Regions from separate parts of the Homo sapiens genome. Here region 1 is linked to region 2. A link is a loop called in an ENCODE intact Hi-C map of the cell type or tissue named here. Cell type or tissue: K562. All regions are shown on one strand. Links, peaks and the distances in the headings refer to the core of each region. The heading gives the core; the rest is flanking DNA.

Evidence for each region. Peaks named below come from ENCODE experiments on the same cell type or tissue, not always from the same donor. Only the 100,000 strongest peaks of a DNase experiment are listed, where the experiment ranks them.
Region 1: it touches region 2 in a loop (2.3-fold over the local background); 3 of 110 quality-filtered maps call a loop at or near these places.

What each region holds. Positions count from the first base shown.
Region 1 is chr1:117,309,740-117,315,138 of GRCh38, reverse strand. All of the region lies in intron 2 of LINC01525 (long intergenic non-protein coding RNA 1525), which reads right to left. Among named protein-coding and RNA genes, the nearest start is that of LINC01525, 17 kb to the right of the region's middle. In K562, for the core only: a CTCF peak has its summit at 2,456; a DNase peak (open chromatin) is centred at 2,478; H3K27me3 peaks cover 638 bases.
Region 2 is chr1:117,470,739-117,476,137 of GRCh38, reverse strand. The region is part of intron 8 of MAN1A2 (mannosidase alpha class 1A member 2); the gene reads right to left. Among named protein-coding and RNA genes, the nearest start is that of MAN1A2, 110 kb to the right of the region's middle. In K562, for the core only: no CTCF peak of the experiment used is centred there; a DNase peak (open chromatin) is centred at 2,877.

The sequences.
Region 1 (5,399 bases), core at 128-5,127, 160 kb after region 2:
GTCCTTTGTAGGGACATGGATGAAGCTGGAAACCATCATTCTCAGCAAACTATGGCAAGGACAAAAAAACCAAACACTGCATGTTCTCACTCATAGGTGGGAATTGAACAATGAGAACACATGGACACAGGAAGGGGAACATCACACACCAGGGCCTGTTGTGGGGTGGGGGAAGGGGGGAGGGATAGCATTTGGAGATATACCTAATGTTAAATGACGAGTCACTGGGTGCAGCACACCAACATGGCACGTGTATACATATGTAACTAATCTGCACATTGTGCATATGTACCCTAAAACTTAAAGTATAAAAAAAAACCAGCGAATTTTGTTGTGTGTGTGTGTTTTACCACATTAGAAAAAATAAGCTTGGGAGATAGATAAAGATTATTTCAATTTTAGATATAAGAAGACTGAGGCTCTCAGAGAGACAAGAACATTACTAGCAGGCAGGGGATGAATCTAAGTATTGTGTGATCTGGATGGTGTACAATTTTGGAGGGCCCTACTTAATAAAAATAATATAAAATTATGATTATAAAACTGCTAGGCTACCTCAGAAGGTTTTGCAAAGGGCCTTTGCAAAGGAGAACTCTGGAGCTTAAGCTGTATTAACTCCAAGGTAAATTCACATTTGCTGTTATTATAATTGAAAAGTAAAAAAATAAAACCTATAATTCTGTTTTCAATAACAGCAAAAACATATAATACCTAGGAATACATCTAACAGAAGATGTGCAAGATCTCTACACTGTAAAGTATAAAACATTGCTAAGAGAAAATTTTAAAGACCTACATAAGTAGATAGATATACCATGTTTATGGATTGGAAGACTCAATATTGTTAAGATATCACCTTCTCCCCATATTGATCTATAGATTCACTAGAGTTTTTTGTAGAAATTGTCAACTGACTCTCACATTTATATGCAAAGAACCTAGGATGCCTACAGAAAAGCTGAAGAGAACAAAGTTAAAGGACTTAAACTACCTGGCTTCAAGACTTATTATAAAGCTACACTATTAAGACTCTATGGCATCAGGAGAAACAAATAAATCATTAAAACAGAATAGAGTGCCTTAGAACAGACCATTTACACATACAGTCAAATGATTTTCAACAAAAGCTCTATAGCAATCCAATGGAGAAAGAAAAGTGTTTTCAACAACTGGTGCTAGAGCAATTGGATATCCATCTGGAAAAGGAAGGAGATGGAACTAGATTTTGAACCCAGGTCTGTCTGCCTCTATTTCCCCTCACTACCTCTCTGCCCTCCTCCCATGCCTTGACTTTGCCCCACCTATCCTTTCTGGCCACAATGTTCAGAAAGGAACCTAGAGCTTGAGACAATGGAGCAGCCGAATCAATCATAGTGTCAGCTGTCTGCTAGGAAGATTGAGACTTGTCAAACGGAATGGAGTCTTGACTCTGAAGGAGTTGCCTGCCCTCAGTCTTTTGGCCTCTTAAGATGTCTGGGACCCTTTTGCCTGTAGTCAGGAGGGGATTTTCGAAGTTTGTGAGAATGATAATCATTGCACCTTTTCACTGTCAATGGAATGATCAAAGCCTGCTATCAGAGGTCACCTGGTAGACAAGACTAATGAACTTGCACTTTGAATTCTTGGGATCTGTTCTATTTCTATTATTTATTTATTTATTTATTTATCATTTTATTTTATTTTTTGAGACGGGGTCTCACTCTGTCACCCAGGCTGGAGTGCAGTGGTGCGATCTCGGCTCACTGCAAGCTCCGTCTCCCGGGTTCACGCCATTCTCCTGCCTCAGCCTCCCGAGCAGCTGGCGCTACAGGCGCCCACCACCACACCAGGCTAATTTTTAGTAAAGATGTGGTTTCACCGTGTTAGCCAGGGTGGTCTCGATCTCCTGACCTCGTGATCCGCCTGCCTAGGCCTCCCAAAGTGCTGGGATTACAGGCGTGAGCCACTGCGCCCGGCCAGGATCTTTTCTATTTCTGCCTCTGTGTGACTTTGGGTATGTCACTTTAACCTCCCTGATCCTTAGTTTCCTCATCTGAAAAACTGGGTTAATAAATACCTCCTCTGCTTTACCCTACTGGATTGCTGTTAGATTCAAATGAAATAGAGTATATAAACATCCTTTGAAGACTATGAAGTGTTGCATAAATATAATGTATTATGGGTCCATGTGTACCTTTTGTAGCTGAAGTGAGTAATAATATTACTTCATCTGTTTGAAATTCAAATTTTACATATCAAGTTTACTCTGTAATTATTTTTCTAGTTCATTTTGTGTTTACAAGAGAAATCTAACATTCTAGTAGTGATTCAAGATTCTTTTATTAGTGTAGCTTTTGAGTCAGAGATAACTTGTTTAAAATTTCATTTACTCATTTCTTTGATTTGATAAGTATTTAAAAATTTCACTCATTCCATTCATTCATTTTATTCAACAAGTTCTCGAGTGCCTACTGTAGGCAAGACAGTGTAAGTGCAGGGGATAAATGGATGAAAAGAGACTTGGTGTCTGTCTGGCGAGATATAGACACTTAAAGGGCCAGTTCTGCTACAATGCAACCACTGCTGTGAAGGACCCACGCGCAAGGTACTGCACTGGGGAGGAGCTTCTAAGTGTGCCTGAGATATCAGGGTGGGCTTCTCAGAGGGGGTGATGCCATAAGTTGGGACTTAAAGGAAGAAAAAAGACTTTATTAAGACAGTCTGTAGTGAGTGGTATGGGCAAAACATGGCTAGAGTGAAGGATGCTGTGGTGGGTGGAGTGGGGTGGGGAGGGAAGGGGAAAGCGGGGGTAGTGACACATGTAGGAAGGCCAGTTAAGTGGTCATTGCGATGGTCAAAACGAAACAGTGGAGACTTGAAGCAGGCTCATGGTAATGAAACTGGCAAAGAGGAGACTGACTTGAGACTTATTTAAGAGGCAGAACCCCTAGGATTTAGCAATTAGTTAATTGAATGCAAAGGCTGAAGAAAATCTCAGTCTACCTCTTTTTAGTGATGTGGTTTTCGGCACAGGGCTTGGCCTTTCTAATTCTCTGTTTCCTCATGTGGAAAATAGGCAGTAATATTACCCAATTCATAGGGTTATTGAAAGTCTTAAAGATGCTTATTGTAAAAGAACCTATCACAGGGCTTTGTACAAATAGATTTTCCACAACTAACTAGTTTTCTTCCCAGTTTCTGTTTTTCTCCTCAGCCTATGCTATAGAAGCGTTCTTCCAAATTATGGAGACTTTGCTCTTAGAAATACTCTCAATAGCTAAAGACATCTGGGGTTTGAGGCTTTGGGGGCAGCATGTCCTGCCATAACACATCTCTGGAATTTTCATGATAAAGCAACTTCTAAGCTGGATGGATCATGTTTTGAGCTCATGTGGTAATTCTTGTGTTCTTAAATTCTCTGAAGAAGCAAGTGGAGTTCCTGGTAAGGTTCTAGAAATCTCCAAATGAGGTCTGACAGTATGGACTCTGTACTTTGGGCCCGGCCGTTCAGTTTACATGGTCCTCACTCCAGACCTCCATGATGCAAGCTGATGGGAGCTGGGATCCTATGGCTCTCCTAGCTGCCAACAGGGCAGTGTGCCTCTTTCCTACTCCAACTTGGGGCAAATGAAGGAAGGATTCTGGAATTTCCCTTTAGTTCCTACATAGGGTGTTGTTGTTCCCCATACTTCAAGACCCAAAACTTTTCTCATTTTCCTATAATGCTAGAAACTACAACGAGAAATGGGGAAATGATTCCCTATTTAATAAATGGTGCTGGGAAAACTGGCTAGCCATATGTAGAAAGCTGAAACTGGATCCCTTCCTTACACCTTATACAAAAATTAATTCACGATGGATTAAAGACTTACATGTTAGACCTAAAACCATGAAAACCCTAGAAGAAAACCTAGGCAATACCATTCAGGACATAGGCATGGGCAAGGACTTCATGCCTAAAACACCAAAAGCAATGGCAACAAAAGCCAAAATTAACAAATGGGATCTACTTAAACTAAAGAGCTTCTGCACAGCAAAAGAAACTACCATCAGAGTGAACAGCCAACCTACAGAATGGGAGAAAATGTTTGCAATCTACTCATCTGACAAAAGAATAATATCCAGAAACTACCAAGGCCTTGAACACAACTTTAGGAAACACTATTCCAATCCTCCCTTTTCCCTGGTTGAAAGAAATGACGAAATCTGCCATACTTCCTCCCATGTCCTGGCTGGATGACCAGGTGGCATTAGAGAAAGCAACACTTGAGGAGAGACAAACCCTGTGTGATGTATCCCTGAGAAGGTAGAAACAGACCTTGGAAACAGTGGGTTGACTACAATACCTACTGCCTGGAGAGATGCGGATTGAAAGCCCTACAGTCTTCAGAGGTTAAGATAATTGAGAATTTAAGAGCTTTCCTAAAGTAAATACTCCCTTTATTTCTGACTACCATTTATTGGGTGTTATTGCTATAAAGGAGGGACTCGTGAGTAACATATGATATTCTTATATACAAATAATAATTAATTATCTCCAGCTCCTGTGGTCACTATTTTGATCAAGATTTATGCCACTCTTTGTAAAACTAGAGCAGAGCTGATTCTTTCCTTTGTCAACCCATTTCACATTACTTTGCTACAGACCATTCAGATCCTGAGCTCCTGGGAACCCTGTTAAGACACACCAGAGTAAAGTCATTAATGATCTGCCTGCAGAAAACCTAAGCTCTGCTTCTCGTCCCTGGCACCTTCTTTTGTGATAGAGCTTGGTCTAATGGTGTGAAATAATGTGCTAAAAAAAATTTTTTTTTTTGAGTCGGAGTCTCACTCTGTCGCCCAGGCTGGAGTGCAGTGGCACAATCTCGGCTCACTTCAACCTCCGCCTCCCGGGTTTAAGCAATTCTCCTGCCTCAGCCTCCCGAGTAGCTGGGACTACAGGCGCACGCCGCCACGCCTGGCAATTTTTTTTTTTTTTTTATTTTTTTATTTTAGTAGAGACGCGGTTTCACCGTGTTGCTCAGGCTGGTGGCAAACTCCTGAGCTCAGGCAATCCGCCTGCCTCAGCCTCCCAAAGTGGTGGGATTACAGGCGTGAGCCACCGCGCCCGGCCTGTGTTAAAACTTTGAGGGAAATTGAGTTTTTCCCCAGGAACTCTGTGCTGAGCAGGGATTCAGTCTCCTGAATGGTGTCTCTGCAGTAGAGAACAGCTGGGACGTTGCATCTTCACAGCAGTTCTGCTGGGCTGCAGGATGGGGCATTGCAATTAAACCAGGAGTAGTAGAGGATGGTAGCAGTCTTCACCTGGCAACTCAGCACCCGGTCCATAGACGTAATCACGATAAGTAAATCTGTGGTCTTATAGGAGATGTAATTTAGGATAGTACTAGGAGCCAACTTATTATAATAAAAAATCACAT
Region 2 (5,399 bases), core at 170-5,169:
TATGAAAAAAAGCTCATCATCACTGGTCATTAGAGAAATGCAAATCAAAACCACAAGGACATACCATCTCACACCAGTTAGAAAGACGATCATTAAAAAGTCAGGAAACAACAGATGCTGGAGAGGTTGTGGAAAAATAGGAATGCTTTTACATTGTTGGTGGAAGTGTAAATTAGTTCAACCATTGGGGAAGATAGTGTGGTGATTCCTCAAGGATCTAGAACCAGAGATACCATTTGACCCAGCAATCCCATTACTGGGTATACACCCAAAGGATTATAAATCATTCTACTATAAAGATGCATGCACTCATATGTTTACTGCAGCACTGTTCACAATAGCAAAGACTTGGAACCAATCCAAATGCCCATCAATGATAGACTGGATAAAGAAAATGTGGCACATATACACCATGGAATACTATGCAGCCATAAAAAAGGATGAGTTCATGTCCTTTGCAGGGACATGGTTGAAGCTGGAAACCATCATTCTCAGCAAACTAACACAGAAACAGAAAACCAAACACTGCATGTTCTCACTCCTAAGTGGGAGTTGAAAAATGAGAACACATGGACACAGGGAGGGGAACATCACACACCGGGGCCTGTCGGTGGGTGGGAAGGTAGGGGAGGAATACCATTAGGAGAAATACCTAACGTAGATGACGAGTTGATGGGTGCAGCAAACCACCATGGCACGTGTATACCTACATAACAAACCACGTTCTGGCATGTACCTCACAACTTCAAGTATAATTTTTAAAAAAAGGAAAAAAAAATACAATGTAATAAAATGGCTAAAACTAAAAGACTGATCATATCAAGTGTTGGCAGGTATATGGAGAAACACTACTGATAGCAATGTAAAATGGTATATGTACTCTGGAAAACAACTTGGTAGTTCCTTAAAAAAGTTAAACATACACATCTACTATTTGATAAAAGCAGCCTATTCCTAAGTATTCCCCGAGAGAAGTGAGAACATATGAAGGTGTGTAAGTCAGTGTTCATAGCAGCTTTATTTGTAATAGCCCCAAACCAGAAACAACCTAAATGTCCATCAACAGGAGAATGGATAAACAAACTATGGTATTCCATACAGTGGAATTCCACTCAGAACTACTGATATACACAACATAGATCAATCTCAAAATAATTATGCTGAAAGAAGCCACATAAAGAGTACAAATAAAGGATGCCATTTATCTAAGATTCTAGAAAAGGCAACCCAAGCTTTAATGACAGAAAGCAGATCAGTAGTTGTTTTGGGGGAGGGGGAAGGGAGGAGGTTGAGAGAAGGAACATGTAAGGGTATGAGGAAAAGGGGTGATAGATATGTTCACTATTTTGATTGTGATCATGATTTCCATAGGTGTACACCTATTTTAAAACACCAAGTTGTACATTTTAAATATGTACAGTTTATTATATGTAAATTGTATCTTAATAAAGCAGTTTTTCAAAAATAAACAAAACCAAAGAATATTTGGAATTAGTCCAAATCTATCAGTAACCTCCACCAATTTAGTTGTTTTGACTCAGTTTTTAAAACACTGAGACTCTCAAACTGAAATTTTTTAAATCTATATAAATACTATTTTTACTAAAGATATATCTAAACTAAAATTGCCTAGGAACTTGAAAATAAAGAAATGGTCAAAATAAGAGCTGGAGATGGATAGAGGGGTTACATAGAAAACTTAAGGAGAGTAAAGAATAGGAAAGTAAATTGATCAAAGTAAAAAAAAAAAACTCATGGAATACTGGTGATCCACATAAAACTGGAAATTGTACGTTTATAGTAACTTTAATCTGTACTGTTATTTTCACCAGCAATGCTTAGTTGACTCTGTATGTAAATGGGAAAAGTAGGTGGCTGGGTTGATACGAGTTTTGGGATTTGTTAGATAAAATAGAAAGAGAAAAGTATACATATATATATTCTCAAATAAGTTTGGATCCTTTGCAGTCAGGTTGAATACGAAAGGAAGCAACAGGTAATCCCACTTGTCCAACCATTCAAGACCCTTACTCCACTGTTCTCCTGTTGTACCCAGACAGTTAAACATCAACTGTGGGTCAGCCCAGCTGTCAGTCTGTTTTACTATTACCTCCAAATTTACCGTTTTCACCATCAACATGAGCCTCAACACTGCCTGTCAACTTTTTTATAACTCCTTCATTAATGTTCTTTCCTATTTCCTGAAGAAGATATTTGTTATTTGTCTTAAGTCCCCTACTGCTCTACCTTCTTCTCTGCTATCAGCAGTTAAATGCCTTCTAATTCACAGAGAAAATATGGACCACTCGGTGGAAGAAATCTATAAAACATGTCTTTCAATTTTCTGTACTTCCGCCTATCACGTAAGGTGACCAGGGAAGACTTCATTGAAAAGGTAACTTTTGAGTAAAAAAACCTGAAGAAAGTGAGGGATTGAGCTATGTGAATATCTCTCGAAAAATCATTCCAAGCAAAGGGAGTAGTGGCTGCAATAGCTCTGTGGTGGTGAAGTGCCTAATGGATTCAACAAGTGACAGAAGGCCAATGTAGTTGGAGAAGAATAAATGAAGGAAAAGAGATAATAAGAACCAGATCACAGGGCCCCAAAAGGACTTTAGCTTTTACTCTGACATGAAAAGTAATGAAGAGTTAAATAAAATGGCATAATGTGACTTACTTTGTAAAAAATTACTGGCTCCTGTATTAGGAATAGACTGAAAGGGGCAGAGGCAGAAACAGAAAGGCCAATTAGGATGCTATTTATTATAACAATCCAGGCAAGAGATGGTGACTTGGCTCAGGGTAGTGGCAATTGAATTCTAGACATATTTCAAAGGCAGACAGAACAGAATTTGCTGAGAAACTGGAGTGGGGTGTGAGATAAAGAAGTAAAGGATGACAACAAGATTTATGGCATGAGCAAGAATAGACCTGCCATTAACTGAAATGAGAAAGACTGGAGGAATAACAGGTTTTGAGGTGGATAGAATTATTAGGAAGAGCTCATTTACAGATATATTAAGTTTCAGGTATCTATAAGATATTTAAGTAAAAATGTCAAGTAGATAATTGGATATATGAGTACAGAGGCCAAGGACAAGGTGAGGACTAGAGTTCTAGATTTGAGAGATGCCAGCATGTAAATGGTATTTAAAACTATGACACTGGAGAGAAGAGAGAATGGAGGACTGACCTCTACAGCAGGGTTGTCCACCAATCTTTTGGCTTTCCTGGGCCACACTGGAAGCACTGTCTTGAGCCACACATAAAATACACTAACGCTAATGATAGCTGATGAGCTTTTTAAAAATTGTAAAAAAAAAAATCTCATGTTTTAAGAAAGTTTATCAATTCGTGTTGGGCTGCATTCAAAGCCATCCAGTGCCCTGGGTTGGGCAAGCTTGCTCTAAGGCATTCCAACACTAAGAGGCTAGGAGAAAAGGAGAAAACTAATAATAATAATAAAAAGACTGAGTGAAGCATGAAGCTAAGTAAGGCTATGAGAAAAGCAAAAGAATGTATTGTCCTAGAAACTAAAAGTGCTTTAAGAAAAAAGAAATTCTTACCATTATATTACATCACATCATGTATTTGTTTATTTCATATCTCTCCAGCAGAATGTAAGTTCTCCAAGGGTATTAGGGACACTGTCTACTTGTTCACATCTATATACCTAGCATCTGGAACAGTGGTTGATATTTAGTATCAGTGAAATTAGTGAATGCAAACATCCTGTAGAGAAAATATATTCCTATAATACTATCACACATAAAATTGATATTAATCTTTTAATGGGTATTTATATATATACCCTAATATTTTTCCTTTTCCCTAACAGGTGGTTGCAAGAGAGATTACTATATTTGAATAGTTTATTTAACTTAGGATTTTCCTTTTCTGTTTTCATTGAATAGGTAGGAATTTATTGATAAGAGGACATAGAGAAGGCGGAAGGTATTCCAAACGGAAAAAGGTGCAGTTAAAATGGGGAAACGAATATTTCAGAAATAGTCAGAACTGACAAGACTTAGTGAAGAATGAATGTAGGATACAAAGGGAAAGATAAAATCTATGATGACTACCACTCCCACAGACAGCTATCCTAGATCCAGATCCGTATTATATTAGCTTTCTAGTATGTCCTTCTGCTGTAAGCCTTTCCTTTTCCTAATTTAGCCTATTTATTACAATGTATTTTATAGACAGTTTTAACAGAATAAAACTAATCTTGTTCCTTCATTAGTTTTCTCAAAACCTGATCCGGTTTCTTCTCAGTATCTGAATATGACACCTTATGGTATATGCCTTGTTTAACTTTTAACAGAGTATATATATTCACTGAGTGCAAAAGGAAGAATGTGAATTAGAAATGTTATAATAACAAATCATATTAAAACAAAATTAACCTTATTATTGAACAGAGAATTTACATTTTCTTGTCAATTATCTTCAATAAAAACAAAATATACAAACAAAAAAAAAACCTTCTCAAGTGAGAATTCTGTCCATCTTGCTTTACAGAACATCTGAAATTACATTAAAGCAAAAGGATACCACTAAGGAACTTGAAGCTACTTCTCTTTCCTGTAGATTATATGCCTACATGTCAAATTTGATAAACCATGTCACTCTAAGGTCCTTTTGATATTCAGAAATTGATTAACATATTATAAAATACTCCTAAATAGCAATGATTCATATGATTTATTTCAACATGTTATACAGTTAATGGCAGGTTTCTAACAGAAGCTATTTCTTGAAGTCTTCTTATGGGAAATTCTAGAATAAAAACTAATTTGAAGCATTTTCAAACATATTATAAATATGATCCACATGAATTTTCTATTAAATAAGTACAATGAGAACAGATAAAGATGCATAGAGAAGTTAAATAAATTATCTAAATTATTAAGCAAGACAATCAATTCATTTTCTAACTCAAAGGGGCATAACATGTCCATTCTTGTTTTTTCCACAATTATAAATTTAGTAATATAAAACAATGAATCAGTAATGACTGATTTCCTATATTTTCTTCACTTTAATCATTAAATGACATAGGCTAAGTATTGTGCTTAGAAAACTAGCAAAAAAAAAAGTTTTAGAAAAGAAAAAAAAACTAGTAATTTGCCTTTAAATCTAGGTTTCTTGCTATATTCTTTTACATCTGTTGCCAAGCACTTTTCCTGAAGGTAATTACCAGTAATTATCTTCTGTGATTGCTATGTGCATGTCACAGACATTATCATTACTCTAATTATAATACAGTTAGCCAAAGCTGAATTGTTAAATTTCAGTTCAATTAAATGTTTGTTTTGCAGACTATTTATAAATATGACAGATGCATATAGCTCAAAGATAATAATAAAATTTGATATACTTTTCAGAGGCTGATATAA